Linked DNA regions of Mus musculus: region 1 is linked to region 2. A link is a loop called in an ENCODE intact Hi-C map of the cell type or tissue named here. Cell type or tissue: left cerebral cortex. All regions are shown on one strand. Each heading gives the region's core, and the rest is flanking DNA. Links, peaks and the distances in the headings are about the cores only. Region 1 overlaps Ripply3 (ripply transcriptional repressor 3). Region 2 overlaps Cldn14 (claudin 14).

What was found. Hi-C counts contacts between places; a loop is a spot of excess contacts. Peaks named below come from ENCODE experiments on the same cell type or tissue, not always from the same donor. Only the 100,000 strongest peaks of a DNase experiment are listed, where the experiment ranks them.
Region 1: a loop joins it to region 2, with 2.2 times the contacts of the local background. A loop is called at or near these places in 3 of 42 quality-filtered maps.

Annotation. Positions count from the first base shown.
Region 1 is chr16:94,330,076-94,334,075 of GRCm38, forward strand. Ripply3 (ripply transcriptional repressor 3) reads left to right here. Exons shown (of 4, transcript NM_133229.2): 3 at 3,181-3,248. Among named protein-coding and RNA genes, the nearest start is that of Ripply3, 3.7 kb to the left of the region's middle. In left cerebral cortex, for the core only: a CTCF peak has its summit at 2,003 (motif pointing left); a DNase peak (open chromatin) is centred at 2,008.
Region 2 is chr16:93,909,040-93,925,584 of GRCm38, forward strand. Cldn14 (claudin 14) reads right to left here. Exons shown (of 2, transcript NM_001165925.1): 2 at 9,992-10,998. The coding sequence starts at 10,917. The coding sequence ends at 10,198. Among named protein-coding and RNA genes, the nearest start is that of Gm31012, 12 kb to the right of the region's middle. In left cerebral cortex, for the core only: a CTCF peak has its summit at 9,469 (motif pointing right); a DNase peak (open chromatin) is centred at 9,495.

The DNA of each region.
Region 1 (4,000 bases), core at 1-4,000, 410 kb after region 2:
TGCATCTCACTTACACAACACCTGTGGGATACAGCTTAATGTACAGATAGATGTGATATGAAAAGTTAACTGTGGGAAATTACTCCTCTATTATTCTTTTACATTTAAGTTATTTTCTTTGAATACTGAGTGCTTTAATTCAGTTAGCATTTATAGAAGCTTAAAGAACGGAGCAAACAGGAGGGCAGCTAGAGTCTGCTACATGGTTTTGTTTCAGTCCTGATAATCCCTGCTCCAAATTTCTAAGTGACTGAAGAGAACTCTTTCTATCTCATTCCACTCAGACTTAAAGTCCTTAGAGTCCTTAAAGGTAAGATTTAAAAGAACTCACTAACTACTAAATTTTCCTTTAAGTGAACCGTGAGTATGGAGGTCACTCAGTTGTGTGGGAGACTAGAGTACTACGGCACACACAGGGCCTGAGGCAGGCAGCTTCTGGTTCCACTGTGAGGAGAAAGCCCCTTGTGATTATCTTAAAGCACAGCCCCTTTCCAGTTGACTGCACTTCACAGAAGGCAGTTAAGGCCTGGATTTGGGCAGATGGGGGAGCCTGGGGTTCTGTAGGGACTGTAGAACTGGCTGCCTTCCCACACGCCTGTCAGGGCGAGATCTTGGGATCCACCCCTGGGTCTTTCCTTGTCACTAGGCTCTGGATTTACCAGGGAGCTAAACTCCCAGCTCTATGCAGAAAGCTCTTCATAGATGTCCCACACAGGTTCTCTGCAGGCCTTAGTAAATCCGGCTCCTCCTAGCGGGCTGGGAGCTTAGGCCACACAGCTTCTAGCTGATGACATTGGCAAAGCCGGAGAATTCCTCATCCCTAGTCTTCATGACACTTTGTAGAGGAGTCTGTGAGGGACTGGGGCTTGGTGACCCATACCAGGACTTCCAGCAAGCAGATTGAAATTGGAATAAGATACAAATCTGAGAAAAGCCCCAAGGCCTTGTTCCTTGAGCAGAGGAATAACTATACCCACTCGATGCCTAGACAGCTGTATCCTCCCCTGGGTGGGGGGGGGAATAGACAAAACAAAACAAAACAATTTTTTTTGAGACAGGGTTTCTCTGTGTAGTCATGGTTGTCCTGGAACTCACTCTGTAGACCAGGCTGGCCTTGAACTCACAAAATCTGCCTGTATTTGCAGGGCCTAACCGTGTGTGCCACCATGACTTGGCTGATAGACCAAATTAAAAGGAGAAAGAAAGTAAGAAAGAGAGAAAGAAAGAGGAAGAGAGAGAAGGAGGGAGGGAGGGAGGGACCCAGAGAGACCGAGACGAGAGATTGGTCCTGAGGGTGGCCTGGGACTGGCATATCTGACGCTAAATGTTTCTATCACCGTGCGACATGACAGCCCCACCCCCACCTCCAGCCTTGATGGTTTTTGGTTTTTGGCCTCTGAACATTTCCCTCCTGGCCATTTGTCTACACTACCAAGGCCTGTGCCTGTGCTGTTACAATCCAGGCTTCCCACCACAACCTTACAGTCAGAGGTTCATGACTGAAACTCTCCGCTTGAGCCTGTTCTTTGGAGCTTAAGAAGATGCACATACCTTAAACCCACTGCTTAGCTGGCTTACCGTTCTAGTCTCATTAACTTACCAAAGTATGAGTGTTTCAGTGTTTCCCTCCATGAGAACTGATCTTTTACTAAGGCCGTTTTGAAAGCCAGGTGTGGTGCCTCATGCTTGCAATCCTAGCACTTGGGAAGATCTCTAAAAGTGTGAGGTCCGCCTGGACTACATAATGAGACTGTGTGTCAGCCTGTGCTACATAGGGAGACACTGTCTTAAAAAGTCAGAAAAGGGGGGTGGGAAAGGCATACGAAGTTAAGAGCCCATGTTTGTGGGGCTCCATTTCTACAGTTCCTGGACAGGTATTGCAAGTTGCTGGTCTATTCAGGACAGGGCACTTAAGGAAGCAGCAGCCTTTCTCTGGTCAGATTAGCAAGCATTACCCTTAGCCATCTACCACAGTGTGCACTGCTGCCCCCTGCAGGTCACCTTCAGCAGGACAGGATTGCAAGGTGAGAGCCTCAGTTTAGGGGATTGTTTATGACTACAAACAGATGAATCCAGAAGTTGTTTCCTGTAGCTCTGGAGAGCCAGAAATAATGGGAAGGACTGTGTTCCGAAGACCCTTGCATATATCCGCTTAGCTCTCAATGCGTCGTGGAGAAACACTGCTAATGCGCTGTAATGACTGCAGGGGCAGCCTGTAGCCCAGGTTACTTACAGATACTTTATACACACACGCACAGGAACAGGCACGCACACGCACACACACACACACACACACACACTCACATGCCATGCATATTCATGCACCAAGGTTGCCTAAAGGGTGAAATGGCATGGATAGCAACCATTGCAAGACCTTCTGAGTCCTCATTCACACACACACACACACACACACACACACACACACGCATATATATATACATGTATGTACATGTATATATACATATATATATATGCGTGTGTGTGTGTGTGTGTATGTGTGTGTATATGTATATATTCCAAAAGTACTTGGCTTTTCTCATCTCTCTGCTCAGCATTTCAGCTCCACAACCCACTCTACTCTGTAAAGCTGTCAGAGACCTATCACTGCATAGAAGAGAAAGAAGGATAAAAGGGAGAGATAGAGGTCCCCAAATCTAATTTCTTTGATCTCTTCTTTGTGCATGACTATTAACAAAGTACAATCACTCCCCTGAACTACCAACAACCAACACCCCATGCCTCTTGGGGCCCTAGCATTTATATATCCTCTGAAAAGTTCCCAGAAGTCCAAACAACAGACATAGAAACTATCTGCAGCTGGCAAAACCATGCCTCTGCTAGAGCATGAGGCAAATCACAGTCAGCTGCTGCAGACAGTCGGAAGCAGCCCCACACTGCACACCTGGGATTAAAATGAAAGAACATTCTTATATTTCTGTGGTTTTTTAAGGAAACCAAAATTTCAGAGTTGTCACTACAACCACACGCATAGATTTAAGGTTTGAGCCTTCACAGTTCCTGGTTAAATATTCTGGAAGCAGAACTTGTGAGATGCCATGAATGTTTAAGCTCTTAAGGCTTGAGATGGTGACAGACTTAAGTTGTGTTTTTAAAACTTGAAGATGGCACCTTCAGGGGCTCCAAAACTACACCTGTGCTTCTACATATTTGTCTTTGCAGTGTGAGTCTTGGGGAGACCAACACACATCGGGATCAAAGGGAGCCTTTGGATTCCAGCATCCTGTCAGGTAAAGGTTATTTCATGGTGAAAAGCACGTGGTAGTACACGTTAGCATTTTTAACAAAATAGAGAATTAAATATATTATCTAGTTTTGTTTGTTTGTTTGTTTTTCGAGACAGGGTTTCTCTGTATAGCCCTGGCTGTCCTGGAACTCACTTTGTAGACCAGGTTGGCCTCGAACTCAGAAATCCGCCTGCCTCTGCCTCTCGAGTGCTGGAATTAAAGGTGTGCTCCATCACACCCGGCTCCTCTATTATCTAGTTTTATTTTGCTTCCTTACCGAGGGATTTTAAGGATGATTTGTTATATTTCTGGAATCTGTTCTTGATTTTATGCATTTAATGTTTCATTACAAGCTGGGACTGACCATATCCCAAATCCCGTTTGCCCTTCAAACTCATTGGCAAACACTTCTATGTAACCAGCTAATTTTAAGCATGGCCAAGCCTAAGCCTTGCTCGCACTTCTGTTTTAGATGTGTTGGTGCATGTTGCGTGTGCTCTGTTTTAGATGTGTTGGTGCATGTTGCGTGTGCTCTGTTTTAGATGTGTTGGTGCATGTTGCGTGTGCTCTGTTTTAGATGTGTTGGTGCATGTTGCGTGTGCTCTGTTTTAGATGTGTTGGTGCATGTTGCGTGTGCTCTGTTTTAGATGTGTTGGTGCATGTTGCGTGTGCTCTGTTTTAGATGTGTTGGTGCGTGTTGCGTGTGCTCTGTTTTAGATGTGTTGGTGCGTGTTGCGTGTGCTCTGTTTTAGATG
Region 2 (16,545 bases), core at 7,146-11,145:
TATCTAAGTACACTGCTACAGTCCCTAATGAGATCTGACTTCGGACACACCAGAAGAGGGCGTCAGATCTCATTACGGAGGGTTGTGAGCCACCATGTGGTTGCTGGGATTTGAACTCAGGACCTTCAGAAGAGCAGTCAGTGCTCTTACCCGCGGAGCCATCTCGCCAGCCCGATGTTGATTGTTACTTGACAGGATCTTGGACACAAACCTTTGGCGTGTCTGTGAGGGGCTTGGGGGAATTCCATTTATTGAGGTGGGAAAGGGCCCCCTAACATGGGCAACACCATTCTGTGGGCTTGGGGTCTTGAACTGAATCAAAAGGAGAAAAAGGGGGTCAAGAGAGAAGGCTCAATGGGTTACCCCAACCCCGCCGACCTGAGTTTGATCCTCAGCACCTCCCTGGATCCCACGGATGAAAACAATACAAACACAAATGAACAAGCAGTGGAGAGGACCAGGTTCCCAGCCGTGCCTCTCCCTGTCCATCGGTCAGTTGCCCGAGTTATGTTCTACAGCAAGCGAGTCTGCTTTCACTTTAACCCTTTCCCTGAGAAAGCATTCAGTGACCATGAATTGCACCATCCGCATGAGGTCTGCCCAGGGTGGGCACCAAGGCCTCCGACCAGCTGTCACCCAGATGCCCTTCTGATGATGCTTTTAAATTAAACATTTAGGGTACATTTTTCTTTCGTTTTTTTGTTTTTAAATGTGTGTGCACCTGTATGTGTGGGCATTCATGTGCCACAGTGTGCGTGTGGAGGTCAGAGGACAACCTGTAAGAGTTGGTTCTCCCTTTCCACCACTCTGGTCCCGGGGATCGAACTCCCGTCTTTGGGCTTGGCAGCAGACCTCTATACCGATTGAGCCGGCTCACTGGCCTTCACTTTCAACCCTCTGTATCTCTGCTCCTCTCTGCTCCTTCCTCTTACTGTCTACCTTGTCCTTCAGAGAGTGATAAATCTTGGGCTCATCAGCCACCTTTCCGTCCAGTTTCCTGGTCATGTGTGGACTTTTCTGTTTCCCTCCCAAGGTACTTGGTTTGTAGTCTGGGAGGCATTTGCAGAGAGGGTTCATGTTTGCCTCAGCCTTGGCCCCCATCCAGCAGGGTTTTGACACAGTAACCTTCCCAGTGTAACTTCCTAAATAGACTGTTGCTGTAGTTTTTCTCTTTAAAATAAGAGGGGGGAGCCGGGTGTGGTGGCACACACCTTTAGGGAGGCAGAGGCAGGTGGATTTCTGAGTTCGAGGCCAGCCTGGTCTACAAAGTGAGTTCCAGGACAGCCAGGGCTATACAGAGAAACCCTGTCTCGAAACACCAAAAATAAATAAATTAAAAATAAAAATAAGAGGAGGGGGAAGAATTTTGTTTTTACATTTCCAACAGGCTGAACATTAATTTGTTTTTTTTTCCTCTTCAGTATTATTAGTTTTATTATTATTATTATTTCAGGTTGTGCTTGTAGTTTCTGTTGTACTTCCTAGAATTTGTGGACATTTGGGAATGAGAGGGAAGGCTTAGTGGGTAAGAACGAGCATTGCTCTTACAGAGGGCCTGGATTCCATTGCTAGCACCCACACTGGACAGCTCACAATCTTGTGTAATTCCAGCTCTGGGGGATCTGATGCCCCCTCTGTTCCCAGCTGCTCTGTACACACACACACACACACACACACACACAAACCTAAAAATAAAATAAATCTTTAATAGTAGCTGTAGGTTGACTGATTCCTTCCCTCTGCTTCAGGTTGGACCTTACCTGGTGCCCAGCCAATGGGGTAGCCTGTGGCAACAGAGGCCTTCTTTTCCGCTTACATTGATCCTAGTAAGTGCTGAGCAAATGGGTTTTTACGCTGAAAACAGATTCACACGTGACACGGGAGAGTCGTACGTTTGAAGGGACTCGGAGATGGCAGTCTTTACCCAGCACAAAGCTATGCTCTCAGCTGCCACGGGAACAAAAACGTATCCAGACCATCGGCGTTCATGGACTGACTGAGAAAATGAACCAGCACTGGGGGAGCTGTGCACGGAGCTGAACACACCCATCCTGACCCTAAGTGGCTGCCATACAGGTGATAAAGAAATGAAAGATATGTTATATCAGGGTGTGGTAAAGTTTGCGGGAAGGGGGGTGCCTAGGCGGGCCCATGCCAAGGCATTCCTTCCCCCTGAGGGACCAGCCACACGGCGGTATAGCATAGAATAGTTTATTCAGGGCACGGGGAGGGGAGTTAAAGAGGGTAGTAGAGGCAGGGAAAAACAGAGAGAGGGAGAGTAGAGAAGTCGAGACCGGCCATGACCACGTGGAGAAAGGAGGGAAGGGAATGGGGAGAGAGGGGGAGCAAGAGGGCAAGAGGCAAGAGAGGGAGGAGGGGGCAAGCGGCCCCTTTTAGAGTGGGCCAGGCCTCCCTGGCTGTTGCCAGGTAACTGTGGGGCGGAGCTTAGACAGAATGCTAACAGGCTCCTGGGATGAAAGCATCCTTACCCCAGCCTCCAAGGTCCATCGAGGAGTGTGTAGCGCACAGAATCTCTTCAGCGCAGACCCAAGCCATCACGCTAATTCACCCCCACCAGCCCTCCTCCTTGTCCACGCTTGATAATGTCCGTCTCTAAAGTTTTGTTTTGTATATATATATACAGGGTTTGTATATATATATATGCAGGGTTTCTCTGTATAGCCCTGGCTGTCCTGGAAATCTGCCTGCCTCTGCCTCCCAAGTGCTGGGATCAAAGGCGTGCGCCACCCCTGCCCGGCTGTCTCTAAAGTCTGATTCACTGCTGCCTCAATCTGGTTTAGGCACCTTTGGTTTTGTAAAAAATAAAAAGTGTGTGATATCATTGGGTGGGATGAGGGGCAGAGGCCAATTAGTCCCTGGGAACATAGAGGCAAGAGGATTTAGATTGAGGGTAGCCTGGGCTACAAACCTGGGCAAGACCTTGCTTCAGAAACAAACAAAACAACAAACAAGGCAAAAAACCAAATTTGTGTGATATGTAAATACCTTTCAGGAGGTGGGCTCTAGACCAAGGACCTCCAAGGACATCCCAAGGCTTCTCCATCCCCACTCCCTCTTCATTTCCCAGGCCCCCTCTGCATCTAACTCATGACTGACAAGGTCATGGGTCTCCCACCCATGGCAAGTGCCCACTTCCTCAGACTCCTATTTGGAGCCACTGGACCAAAACCCTCTCTATTTAACTAGGCTAGATGAGAAGTCTATGCAAATGTTTCATGCTGGAAAAATGCCTGAGATGACTAAAAATCCCCAGACCTCCCCAGAGCTGGAGGCAGCTGATGCCCCAGGCAGGAGCGGGTAGGCTGTCCTGGCACACGGACAGCTCCAGTCAGTCAATCATTTGCCAGCCGCTGGAAGGTGGTAACATTTACATAGGGTTAAGGCAGTCCTGTGCTGGGCTTCTACCTGCCTGTGTGAGGCTGGCTGAGCAAGAGGAGGTTTGAGGAAGAGGCAGGTGATTAGCCCGGGGCCGGTGATTTATGGGGTAACCTTCACTGGCCTTTCTTGGGCAGGAAACGGGCTGTTTACTAATGTCTTCCCCTTCCATCACCTGCAAACCCTGTTGGTAGTATTTTAAAATAATTTACTAGATGAAGTTCTATATTTTACTTTGGACAACTGCCCAGTCATATAGACTTTTTAAAAATTCTTGCAATCTTTTCCTTTGTCTCTGTCTCCGTCTTCCTCTCCCTTCTGCTTTCCTTTCTCATAATTAGAAAAAGTCCGGGGACTCGGAGACTCTTAGTTAGGTATTTTCAGAGGCATGGTCTCTGGTATCCCAGGCTTTCCTCAAACTCCTTTCATAGCCCGAGGATGACTTTGACCTTCTGAACCTTGACCTTCTGACCCTTGTGCCTCCTCCTCCTCCAGAGTGGTGGGTGTAGACCATTATGCCCAGTTGATGGGGTGCTGAGGCTTGGTCCCAGAACATCATGTACTGTACCAGCCAAGCTATGTCCTGAGCCCCTGTTCCCCTGTGGTACAGCTAGAAACAGACCTCACAAACACACACAGGCACACACCAGCACACGGTGTACAGAGACGTCAGGTGACATGTGACTCCTGAAACAGAGGATAACTTAGGAGTCCTCTCCTTCCACCATTGTGGATCCTGGGACTCCAACTTAGGCTGTTACTTCTTTCCCTCCCTCAGTCTGTGGGACATGCCATCAGTCTGTGGGACATGCCATCAGTCTGTGGGACATGCCATCAGTCTGTGGGACATGCCATCAGTCTGTGGGACATGCCATCAGTCTGTGGGACATGCCATCAGTCTGTGGGACATGCCATCAGTCTGTGGGACATGCCATCAGTCTGTGGGACATGCCATCAATCTGTGGGATATGCCATCAGTCTGTGGGACATGCCATCAGTCTGTGGGACATGCCATCAGTCTGTGGAACATGCCATCAGTCTGTGGGACATGCCATCAGCAGCCGGTGGAACCTGACCAGCAGTTATGACTCAGGTTCCCAATTTTAAGGTCAATATCCTGGTTCTCTACCCAGTTTGTCGTTATCAAGTAAGTGGCTTGTGGTAGTATTTCTACTTCTGGTCACAATTTGAACATAGGATGTTTGGGGAGACTTCAGAGGTCTAAGATTTCAAAAGGCCCAAACCATGAGAGCATTGGGTGTGCTGTCCAGGAGAGAGGAGGCAGAAGCATTCAGTACAGGAGGGGCTTCCTCGAGACCCACAGAAGACCCACGGAGAGACTTACAGGTGGAAGGCTCCAGTGTGTATCTTCAGGGACAGATGGAGGAAACTTGGGGCTGGAAGACATCAGGGTCTGGTGACCTGTGCCTAGGTAGGGCTGCCCTAAGTGGGGAGACAGGTGTCACTTCTGAAACTAGCCCCTTCTTTTCTGGGCCTCCCGGGCTGCCTGAACTGAGGAGGAGGAACCAGAAAGCCTGGTAGATTACAGGCCTCTAGGGATCAGAGCCAAGTTCGAAGGAAACAAATGTAGCGTTTCTCAATCCACAAGGGCCATGCTGTAATTCATACCACGTTGTAACAGTGGGTTCCTGGCACTCATCTGAGTCTGACTCATGGTTCCTTTTCATTCTGAAACTCAGTCTTGTGTTTCACCTCCAAAAGACTCCATCTTGGTTAAGCTCTAGTCCTGAAGAGTGAGCAGGAGCTGGTGTCTACCCGCGGTGATGACCCTGATTGTGTGGCCAAAAAAAAGGCTTAGAGGAACAGAGACACTTGTCCTGGGAGTACATGAGAATGGAAAAGAGAAAGCAAGGGGAAGGTACTGCGGCCTGCAGGAGGTAATCCGAGCTTCCTCAGATCTACTTCCTGGTTTAGATGCCCTTTAGAGACCCAAGACGTCACTTCCTGTTTCCTCTGTGATTCAGACTTGGGGATGATGTCACCTTTCATCCTATGCAGTCAGGACCCATGCTCTAAGAGAAGCGCCACATGTGACCACCAATCATGCATGTGCTTGTCTGAACTCACATGAGACTAGACTCCTGTCTCATGTGTTGGAGCTGACATACATCCCTGACTAATCGTCTAGATGCAAGTCCTGGTTCAAATTCCCTTTCTACTGTTCTTTTTATTTTTAGATTCTTTGTTTGTTTGTTTGTTTGTTTGTTTTCAAGACAGGGTTTCTCTGTGTAGCCCTGGCTGTCCTGGAACTCACTCTGTAGACCAGGCTGGCCTCAAACTCAGAAATCTGCCTGCCTCTGTCTCCCAAGGGCAGATTCATTATTTTTATTTGTGGTGTGTGTGTGTGTGTGTGAGAGAGAGAGAGAGAGAGGGAGAGAGAGAGAGAGAGAGAGAGAGAATGAGCCGTCCCTCCAGCCCACTTTCTCCTGTCGATGACATTTCTCTTTCTAGGTCAGGTAGCTTGCCTGAGGTCCAGCTTCCCGCCTGAGTGATGGACAGTCCATTTGAATTGACTCTTAGGAGAGGGGCTATGGCATGGTTTTGTTCTTTACCAGAGTACTTCTGGCTACATAGTAACCTTATAATTATCAGGAAGTTTTTGTTTTATTTTATCTTTTGATATAGTCTTGTGTATCTCAGGCTGGCCTTGAGTTCCCTGTGTAACCCGAGGATGCTCTCTCTCTCTCTCTCTCTCTCTCTCTCTCTCTCTTTTCGGTTTTTCGAGACAGGGTTTCTCTGTCCTAGAACTCACTCTGTAGACCAGGCTGACCTCGAACTCAGAAATCCACCTGCCTCTGCCTCCCGAGTGCTGGGATTAAAGGTGTGCGCCACCATGCCCAGCTTTCTTTCTTTCTTTTTTCCTTTTTTCTTTTTCTTTTAGACTTATCTGTTTTTTGAGCATTTGTCTTCATGTTTGTAGGAGTGCCTGGTGCCCTCGGAGAAGAAGGTGTCGGATCTTCTAAAATTGGAATTATGGGTGGTTGTGAGCCATGATGTGGGTGTTAGGAACAGAGTCCAGGTCTTCTGCAAGAGCAGCCAGCGCTCTGAGTCTGAGCTTCTCTCCAGGAGGATTTTAAAGGCCTCACTTTCCTGCTTCCTCCCAAATTCTGAGATTCCAGGCAGGTGTTACTGCACCCGAGTTAAGCCCTGCTGGGGCTTGGACCAAGGGCCTCATGCCTGTCAGGAAAGTTCTTCACCAGCTGAACTGGACTCTGTGCCACCTGGTGGTCGAGAACGTCATAGCTACCCGAAGCCAGAGACAAACTCACATCTCCCTCCGTCCCCCCCCCCCCCCCCCCGTCCCCCGTCCCCCTTCAATATTCCTTTCCTTTCCTTTCCTTTCCTTTCCTTTCCTTTCCTTTCCTTTCCTTTCCTTTCCTTTCTCTTTCATTTCTCTCTCTCTTTCTTTTTTTTTAAAGATTTATTTATTTATTATATGTAAGGATAAGGACACCGTAGCTGTCTTTCAGACACTCCAGAAGAGGGAGTCAGTCTTGTTACAGATGGTTGTGAGCCACCATGTGGTTTCTGGGATTTGAACTCTGGACCTTCAGAAGAGCAGTCGGGTGCTCTTACCCACTGAGCCATCTCACCAGCCCCTTTTTTTGTTTTTTTAAGACAGGGTTTCTCTGTATAGCCCTGGCTGTCCTGGAACTCACTTTGTAGACCAGGCTGGCCTCGAACTCAGAAATCCACCTGCCTCTGCCTCCCAAGTGCTGGGATTAAAGGTGTGCGCCACCACTGCCCAGCTTCAATTTTTCTTTATTTTTGAAAATGTTATACTTAGACACACAGCTCTTATCTTTTGAGTTCTTCATTTTATAAAGCTGCTGATTGGGGGGCGGGGGGCATCCCCAGTGACCTTCAAGCCTGCTCTTGTCTGATTAGCTACCTGGTGCTGTCAGATGTGCTGGCTGGTTTTGTGTCAACTTGACCCAAGCTGGAGTCACTGGGAATGAGGAAAACTCAGCTGAGGAAATGCCTCCCTAAGATCTGGCTGTAAGGCATTTTTTAAAATTTGTGATCACCAACTCATGGTGGGTGGAGCCATCCCTGGGCTGGCCATTCTCCGTTCTATAAGAAAGCAGGCCGAGCAAGCAAGCCATGAGGAGCAAGCTGGTAAGCAGCACCCCTCCACGGCCTTTGCCTCCGCTCCTTCTTCCAGGTCCCTGTTCTGCTTGAGTCCTTGTCCTGACTTCCTCCAGTGGTGAACTATGGGTGTGGAAGTGTAAACTGAACAAATCCTGTCTCCCCCAACTTGCTTTTGGTCACAGTGATTTGTCACAGCAATAGAAACCTTAACAAGACACCAGGAGATCTCATGAGGCCTCATGGTCAGAGCAGATTTGTAGGTGGGACTGGCTGAAGGAAACAGAGAGATTCCTCAGATCAAGTCCCCCACCCCAAGCTTCCTAAGAGTCCCGAGAGCCCTGTGATGTCAGGGCAAAGCATGACACTAGAGGCTGTGACAGTGAACTTTGTCAACTACTCTAGAACAATGGTTCTCACCCTTGGGTCAAGATGCCTTGGTGGGCCAGATATCAGATATCCAGCATATCAAATATTTACATTACAATTCATAATAGAAGCAAAATCACAGCTATGAAGTAGCAACAAAATAATTTATGGTTGGGGTCGCCACAGCATGAGGAACTGTATTAAAGGGTCGTAGCATTGGGACGGTTAAGAACCAAGGCTCGGGCTGGAGAGATGACTCAGCAGTTAAGAGCACTGACTGCTCTTCCAGAGGTCCTGAGTTCAAATCCCAGCAACCACATGGTGGCTCACAACCATCTGTAATGGGATCTGAGGCCTTCTTCTGGTGCGTCTGAAGACAGCTACAGTGTACTCACTCATATACATAAAATAAATAAATAAATTTTAAAAAAGAAAAGAAAAACAGAACCACGGCTCTAGAATCGTCTAGCAGATTAATTACCGGGCACATCTGTGAGGATGATTTGAGGTTGGTAAACTGAGGAAGGATGGAAGAGCCGCACAAACTGTGGGTAGCACGGTTCTGTGGGCTAGGGTGCAGGGCTGACGGCAGGGAGAAAGCTGGCTGAGAACCCGGGTCCATCTTTTACTGCTTCCTGACTGGATTCGACATGTCCATGCTCACAGTCCTGATGCTGCGCTGGACTGAGCCCTCAGACTGTAGCCAAAATAGGCCCTCCTTCCCTTGAGTCGCATCTTAACAGGTGAGGTGTGTTGGTTAGCACAGACTGGCCTTGAACTGGCTGTGTAGCCAAGGATGGCTTTGAACTTCCGACCTTCTGATCTCCACTTCCCAATTTCTTCGCTAACAGGTGTGCCTCTCCACGCCTGGCTTTATGTGGGGCTGGGGCTCTAACCCAGCGCTGGGTAAGCACTCACCGATTGAACTTTGCCCCAGTCACTGACAGGTGGCTGTAATTAGGATCATAACTAATACAGGGTTATGACATCATTGACGCCTGTGTAGGTCTAGGGCTTGGGCTGTGACCCTTTCTCCACATTCCGTTTGGATATTCAGTTTTACCCTTTGTGATCATGGGCCAGGGTCTCCCCAGGCTGAGCCACTGAGCCTCACCCTGCCCCACTGCAACTCTCGTGCTGGGGACTCTCACGCTCAGCCCTTGAGTGGGTGTGTCCTCCCCACTCAAAGCCTTTGGCAGAGGCCAGGGCAGAGAAAGGATGTGAGCACAGCTCTAGATTCCCTGGGGTAGGGTGTGGGAGGGAGGTTCAGGGAGACAGCAGACAGCTTTCTGGTCATGTGGTTGGAACCAGGAAGGACACTGGGGTCCTCACAACTTTCTAGGATTTTCTTTTTCTAGGTAAAGGAGCTCCCTAGAACCTGTTGTCACGGCAGCTAGGACTTAGAAAAAGAGGGTAACATTTACAGCTAAGCCCTGGGGGCCAAGCACTCCTGACTGAACTTCGTGCCAACGCACAGAAAGCAGAGGTACCAGAACCTCTTCCGCTTCTCTTTGTAACTTATTAAAGGAAGAACTGTTGAGCCAGCAAGACTCTTATCTGATAAGAGAGGCTTTGGGCAAGCCTATGACCTGAATGGTGTGATCCCAGGTTCTGCCACAAGGTGGCAGTAGAGTAAGACTCTGGGGAACTGTCCTTCACTCTCTACGCTGCCCCCCTTCCCCTTTCTCTCACACACAAGTGCGGGCGCGCGCACGCGCGCGCACACACACACACACACACACACACACACACACACACACACACACTACACAGTGGGAACCGTTTTCAGGTAGACAGCAACACTCGCTTAACTTTCTGCTGTGTGGTGTCCTTTGAGGCTTGCTTCTAGATTTACAGGGGCCTCTGTGACTTCCTGGGGGCACAGCAGTCAGCTTTCTAGATTTTCCCATCATGCACTAGTGGATGCTAGTGATTCAGTGTCAAGGTCAGGGCTCCTGGTCCTTAGTTTGGCTGCATAACCAGGATACTCCAAATCCCCAGGACTCAGATGAGGCTTTCCACACCTTGAAGATGCAGCAGGAGCTACTGCTGCCCGCCTCACAGACCACCTCCACGCGGCTTGTTCCCGTGAGACAAACCAACCCGATGGATGGGCCACGCTTCCAAGACACTCTTTATTGAGCTCTTATTAAGCCACCCGCATAAATACATATAATAAATAAAAAACCAGCACTTTTTAGAAGTCTTTGCTTTGAAGAGCACCTCCTTCCCTGTGTTCCGGGCTTGCTCTCTGCATCCTTCCCACATCCATCATTGGTCCTTTGGGGCCCAGCATCCCTGGCAGAAGCCCGGGGAAGGAACTCACACGTAGTCATTCAGCCTGTACCCACTGTGCGCGGCTGAGGTCACCGAGGGGGCACGGTTGTCCTTGTAGGCCGCTGGTGGGCGGTAGGCAGGGGCGGTAGCCGTGGTGGTAGCTCCGGCCCTGGACTGGGGCGGGTAGGGTCTGTAGGGGGCCTCGTCCTGGCAGGATAAGCAGAGCAGGGTGCCCCCGATGAGAGACAGGGATGAGGAGATGAAGCCCAGGTACAGGGCCTGGCCGATTTCAAACTTCATGCCACTGGGCAGCAGCGGGTTATAAAAATTCTGCACCACGTCATTCGTGGTCCAGGACACGGCCACCATGCACAGCAGGCCGGCCAGCAGGAAGAGCGCGCCCCCCAGCACTGCAAAGGTGGTCTTGGCGGGTGTGCCTTTGGCGCAGCGTGTGCACTTCATGCCCACTACTGCGCAGGCGCAGGCCATGCCCGACAACAGGCAGGAGATGACCATGAGCGCCCGGGCGGCCTGCAAGTCCCGGGGCAGCGCCAGCAGTGAGCGGTAGATCTGACACTGGTAGATGCCTGTGCTGTGCCACACACATTCCATCCACAGTCCCTTCAGGTAGGATACGGCAGTCAGGATGTTGGTGCCCACATGGGCCGTCCTCCGCCAGTGTGGCAGGATGGTGGTGATGAGCGTTCCTACCATGCCCAGGAAGCTAAGCAGGAAGCCTAGGAGCTGGACCGCTGTGCTGGCCATGGCTAAGGGCCCCTGCTAGCCGCGCTGAGCAGTGCCCAGGTCCCCAGGGATGGATCTGGTCCTTAGGTGCCCGCAGGAAGCCTAATAAAGCCAGGAGGAGAGGGAGGGCAAGAAAAGGGAACTGGGTTAAATATTATCTCGATGCCTTTATTTCTGTCACCAAAACACTTTTCCATAGGCAGTTCCTATGATAATTAACATGTCCTGAAAAAAAAAAAATGGAGGCTCCTCAGGGTGGAAGGACAGAGCTGGATGAGAGGATGCAGGTCCCAGCAGCCTGTGCTTCCTGGAGACCCCAGAGCTCCCATTCTCGATGTCTCCGGGACCTACGACTTAGGGAAAGCACACAGAGGGAGTTCTACCTTATATGTACACTCAGGTTTTTCTGTTACACCTCAACCTTCCTTCCACACAGCTTGGACTGACATGCGTTAGTTAGGGTGTGTACCTGTTGTGACTTAGAGAATGGCCTTGGGGGCTGTGTCTGTAAGGGGGCGACTTTCTCTGGCACCTCAGAGGCAGGTCAGGGGCTGTTTTGGAATTCAGGCCTGATGTGACATCAAGCTTGCTGACTCCTGCCCAGGGACAGGATTCCAAGTGGCCAGATGCTTAATGCATCTGACAGGAGTGTAAGCCAGGGCTCAGCCTGCTTTCTTAGTTACAGAGACTGCCCAGCGTAGGGGACCCTCTCAAGCAAGTCAGGACAGTCCCCAGCTTCTCCACCTCGACAGAGTCCGAAGAGTGAAAGGTCCAGGCTTACATTGGGCCCCCTGGCTGATTCCTGACCTGAATTCTAGGCTGCCCCAAACTTTCCTTTTCAAGGTTACCCATTAAAGACTGTCGGAAGGCTTGACAGGAGCCCACAAGGCTTGGTGGTGGACCAGTCTGGGGAGGTCTAAGTGTATTTATGGAAAGCAAGGGGAGCTAATTTTAGAAATCACTAGGTTTTGCTATTTTTAAGTTAAGGATTTTCTAATTTAAGAAGTGTTAATGAGCTTCAAACCTCCCCCTCCAGCTTCCTCCCCCCTCCCCTCCCCCCCATAGCAGCAGCATCAAGCAATACTTCCTGACTTTGCTTCTCGCTTATAAGCCATTCATTCACTAGAAAACACATTAAATGAAAGTGTCTCCTTGAAAACTGCTTAACCCCAGCCCCAACCCTCCTGGCCACAATGTTGCAGAAGGCTCTATCCTTCACTGTGTTTGCATAGGAAGGCCCTGCTAGCATGCACTGGGCTGACTTTGGCATTCCCTGTGGGCTACTGTTTCTCCCATGTCCCCCTCCCCCCTTGCAGGCATGTGTACAACTGTGGAAAACATTTGCTAGAGAGATGGGAGTCCAAGACAAATGTTCGAAAAGCCCTCAGCGGGCCAGGTGGGTGGGGCAGCATCTACAAGGTGAAGGTGTTGGGTCTTGCAGGGGTGGTGTGTGTGTGTGTGTGTGTGTATGTGTGTGTATGTGTGTGTGTATGTGTGTATGTGTGTGTGTTGGGGGTGGCTTTCCTGCACCCTGAAGAGTTTTAGAGACAGTCATTACAGTTCCATACTCTCTAACTTTAAGTACCTATTAGCCTGGCAGGCAGGCATTGGCAGTTTAAATTGACAGGACTTCCAAAGCCATTCAGTCTCACACACATACAGTCTGTGAGAATCACAGGCAGGTAATTATGCAACCGGAACTAAGTGACCTGATAGTGTGCACTGTGCTAATCAGGAAAAGTAGTCGATGTCCTCTCCTAAGTCACACATTAAAATGACCCATTGTAGCTTAACTCCATCTAGGTACATGAGTGACGAGTAAAGAAAACACATTTTCCTAAGAAGAAAGCGAATGTTGGTTAGATAAAAACCACGGTTTGAGGCACAAAACCTGCAGAGGTCACTTCTGCTTTGGTGAGGTGCAGCGAGAGCCTGCAGACTCAGTGAAGACCACAGAAAGCCATCTGGATCACTGGAACTCTCAGCCTTTCTCTGGAGGCATCTTCTCACTATTTAAGTTCTTTACAAATACAGATTAGGGCTGGCAAGCTAGCTCAGTGGGCAAAGGTGCTTGCTGCTATGCCCGACAGACCTGAGTTCGATCCCTGGGATCTAAATGGTGGAAGGAAAGAACCAACTCCTTCAAGTTGTCCTCTGACCTCTAACTGCATGCGCCCCACACATATGTGCACACACACACGTGTAATACACTAACTTAATAAGTAATTTTAAAAGTGCAGATCAACATTTTAAGATGAAATAACTGAATTTCAGTTTAGAAAAGAAACTCAATTTTTTGTTGTTGTTGTTGTTTTTGTTTTTGTTTTTCGAGACAGGGTTTCTCTGTGTAGCCCTGGCTGTCCTGGAACTCACTCTGTAGACCAGGCTGGCCTCGAACTCAGAAATCCACCTGCCTCTGCCTCCCAAGTGCTGGGATTAAAGGCGTGTGCCTCCATGCCCGGCGAAACTCAATTTTCATAGCATTTTTTTCTTAGTGGTGTAGGTTTTCTAGGTTATTTTTCATTTTTCAAAAGTCTGCCCTATAAGGACAAAGTATAAGGACAAAGTATAAGAACAAAGAAAACTAAAAGAAAAAGTATATATTCCCCTGATCAATGCAAGCATTTTTTTAGTGTTAAATGATTATTAAATACTAATAGCTGTTTGCTTTTGCTTTTGTTTTTTGTTTTGTTTGTTTGTTTTGGTTTTTTGAGACAGGGTTTCTCCTGGGTTTCCTGGAACTCACTCTGTAGACCAGGCTGGCCTGGAACTCAGAAATCTGCCTGCCTCTGCCTCCCAAGTGCTGGGATTAAAGGTGTGTGCCACCACATCCGGCGTTTTGTTTGTCTTTTTAAGGGAGAAAGCTTTCTAAAGAAGGTGCTATGAGTGGAACTATATCCCTCACCCCCCAAGATATATCGAAGTCCTAACTCCTAGTACCTCAGAATGTCACCCTCTTTGGAAGTAGGAAGATTACACATGTGGACAGGGACACACTGGGGAAGGCCAGGTCCCTAAACCGAATTAGTGTCTTACAAAGTCCCTGAGGACTGAGGCAGAGTTTGGAATGACTCAGCAAGAAGCCCAGAATGTTCTAAAAGTTTGGGGAGAAAGTGGGGGCAGGCCAACCCTCAGCCCTCAGGAGGAGCAGCCCTGGGGAGCCTAGGTCCCAGACTTTTAGAACCAATCTCTGCTTTGTTATGCATCCATAGCTTAGCCACCCCCTCCCCCAGCCCTGTCCACTGTCCACTCAGCTCAGGAAGTTAGAGAGACACACTCAAGTCTAAAAACAAGAGTGAGTCTTCTCTAGATCAGGGCACTGGAAATTTGGTGGCTTCGTGCTTGTCACTGGTCTATACAAAACAGCCTCTACCTTCATGTCCCTAAACGTAGAAGACTGAAAATGAGGAGACCCATCTGGAAAATTCCCCGTGTACCTGAAGGTCAAAGGCAAGCTCTCCCTAACTGGCCCACACAGGCATCAAATGGCTAGATGTCTCTATGTTAGAGAGAGAGAGAGAGAGAGAGAGAGAGAGAGAGCGAGAGAGAGAGAGAGCGCTTAATCCACGATGATTTTGAGACTAAGGTCTGTGTTGGGCTTGTTGCCTGCACCCATCCCTGAAAAGCTGCTGAGACGTGTGTGTGTGTGTATGTGTGTGTATGTGTGTGTGTGTGTGTATGTGTGTATGTGTGTGTGTATGTGTGTGTGTGTGTATGTGTGTGTGTGTGTATGTGTGTATATATATATATGTGTGTGTGCGTGTGTGTGTGTATGTGTGTGTGTTGCCCATAGAGGTCACAGGGGGTCGGATCCCTAAAGTTACATAACTGTATACCCCTGATGTGGGTGCTGGAGGCATCTATAAAAACAGTAGGTGCTCTCGGCCAGTAAGCCTCCTTTCCAGTCCCCGCTCTGGCCCCTTGACAGTGTCTGAATTACTGTCAGTTTTCTTAAGTCAACATGTCTTGGTTTCATAGATCATAAAAACCCAAATTAGGGGCGTGGGCCAGGTGTGGGTGAGGTGGCTCAGCAGCTGCCGGATCTTTATCTTGGAAATATACTAGAACTCAGTGGGCCCCCTTTAGTCAGGACCCAGACTAAGACAGACAGACAGGTGGGTGGAAGGGAGGGGGAAGAGAAACCCCAAACCAAGGCACTAGACACTGTCACAGCCCGGCTGGAAATCTCCAGGGATAAGACAGCACAGTCGGTTTGTAAATTCTGTGAACCTCTGAACGTTATTCATTTGAACACTGCACTAGGGAACATTGGCCACGGTTACAAACGTGGTGCCAAATAAAATGTAAGGCAAAGATTTACCGATGATAAGTAAAATATTGTGGAAATTGTTTCAAAGTCACCCTCAGCAAGTGCAGCTTGAGTCCGGGTGTTCGAAGCCTCCTCATGCTCAGACAGGCTGTTGTTACTCCTAAGGCAGTAGTGCGCTGAGCGCTCCTGTGCTCAGACACATTAGCGCTAATGCTTCCTTCCGTCAACGGGGGATTCTTAGGCAATCTACAATTTTGTTATTTTGCTATTCTCATTTGTGGGTGGGAAAAACTGAACTTTAAAGTGATTAAGCGACTGGGCTGACGGGGAGGGGGGAGGGGAGCGGGCAAAGAGGAGGGAGCACTGTGACTGCGGCTGAGAGGAAGAGCGTGGGTGCTCAAGGAGCTTGGGATGTACCCACAGTTTGGCTTCCCAGTGAGAGACTAATTAATGGTGGGACTGGTGGCCTTGGGCCTCTGGACAAATGGAACGTGAGGACAGGGGGCAATGGAACGTTGCAGGACTGTGGCTGAGATGGGTGACTCTGGATGTCCAGCTATCTGGTCCAATGTTATTTTTATGTCCTCGCCCTAATGTTTGGTTAACATTTAAAGAGGTAGGGAGTTGTTCTTTTTCTTTGTTTTTCCTTCCTTCCTTCCTTCCTTCCTTCCTTCCTTCCTTCCTTCCTTCCTTTTTTTTTTTTGGAAGGGTCATAGTTCACATAGCTCAGGTTGACCTCAAATTTACTCTGCAGTGAAGGATGAACTTCTGACCCCCTTACTCTAGGCACAGTGCTGGGGCCGCAGGACAGTGCTGGGATCGAAGGACAGTGCTGGGATCGCAGGACAGTGCTGGGATCGCAGGACAGTGCTGGGATCGAAGGACAGTGCTGGGATTGCAGGACAGTGCTGGGATCGAAGGACAGTGCTGGGATGGCAGACAGGGCTTACATGCCTGCCTTATGTGGTGCAGAAGATCAAACCTCGGAGCATGTTAGGCGAGCACTTTACCAGCCAGTGATACTATGATATATATACTTTTAATTTTCAATTAATTAAGTTAAGGTTAATCTTGTGACAGGCTCACAGAGCCCAGGCTGGGCTTAAATTTGATTTGTAACCTAAGATGTCCTTGAACTTCTGATCCTCTTGCCTCTACTTCCTGAGTTTGGGCGTGACAGGTGTGCAGTGCCACACCTACTTTGTGGGGTGCTGGACCTCACACCTAGGGCCATGCATGCTGGTCAAGCACTCTACAAACTGAGCTACAACCAATCCTGTCTGTACTTTTTACACGTTTAGAAGTTAAGAGTGGACTGGGTGGGTGATAAGATTTTAGGCTGTATGTGATGAGGATTCACGGGTGCAGAGAGAAGCTAA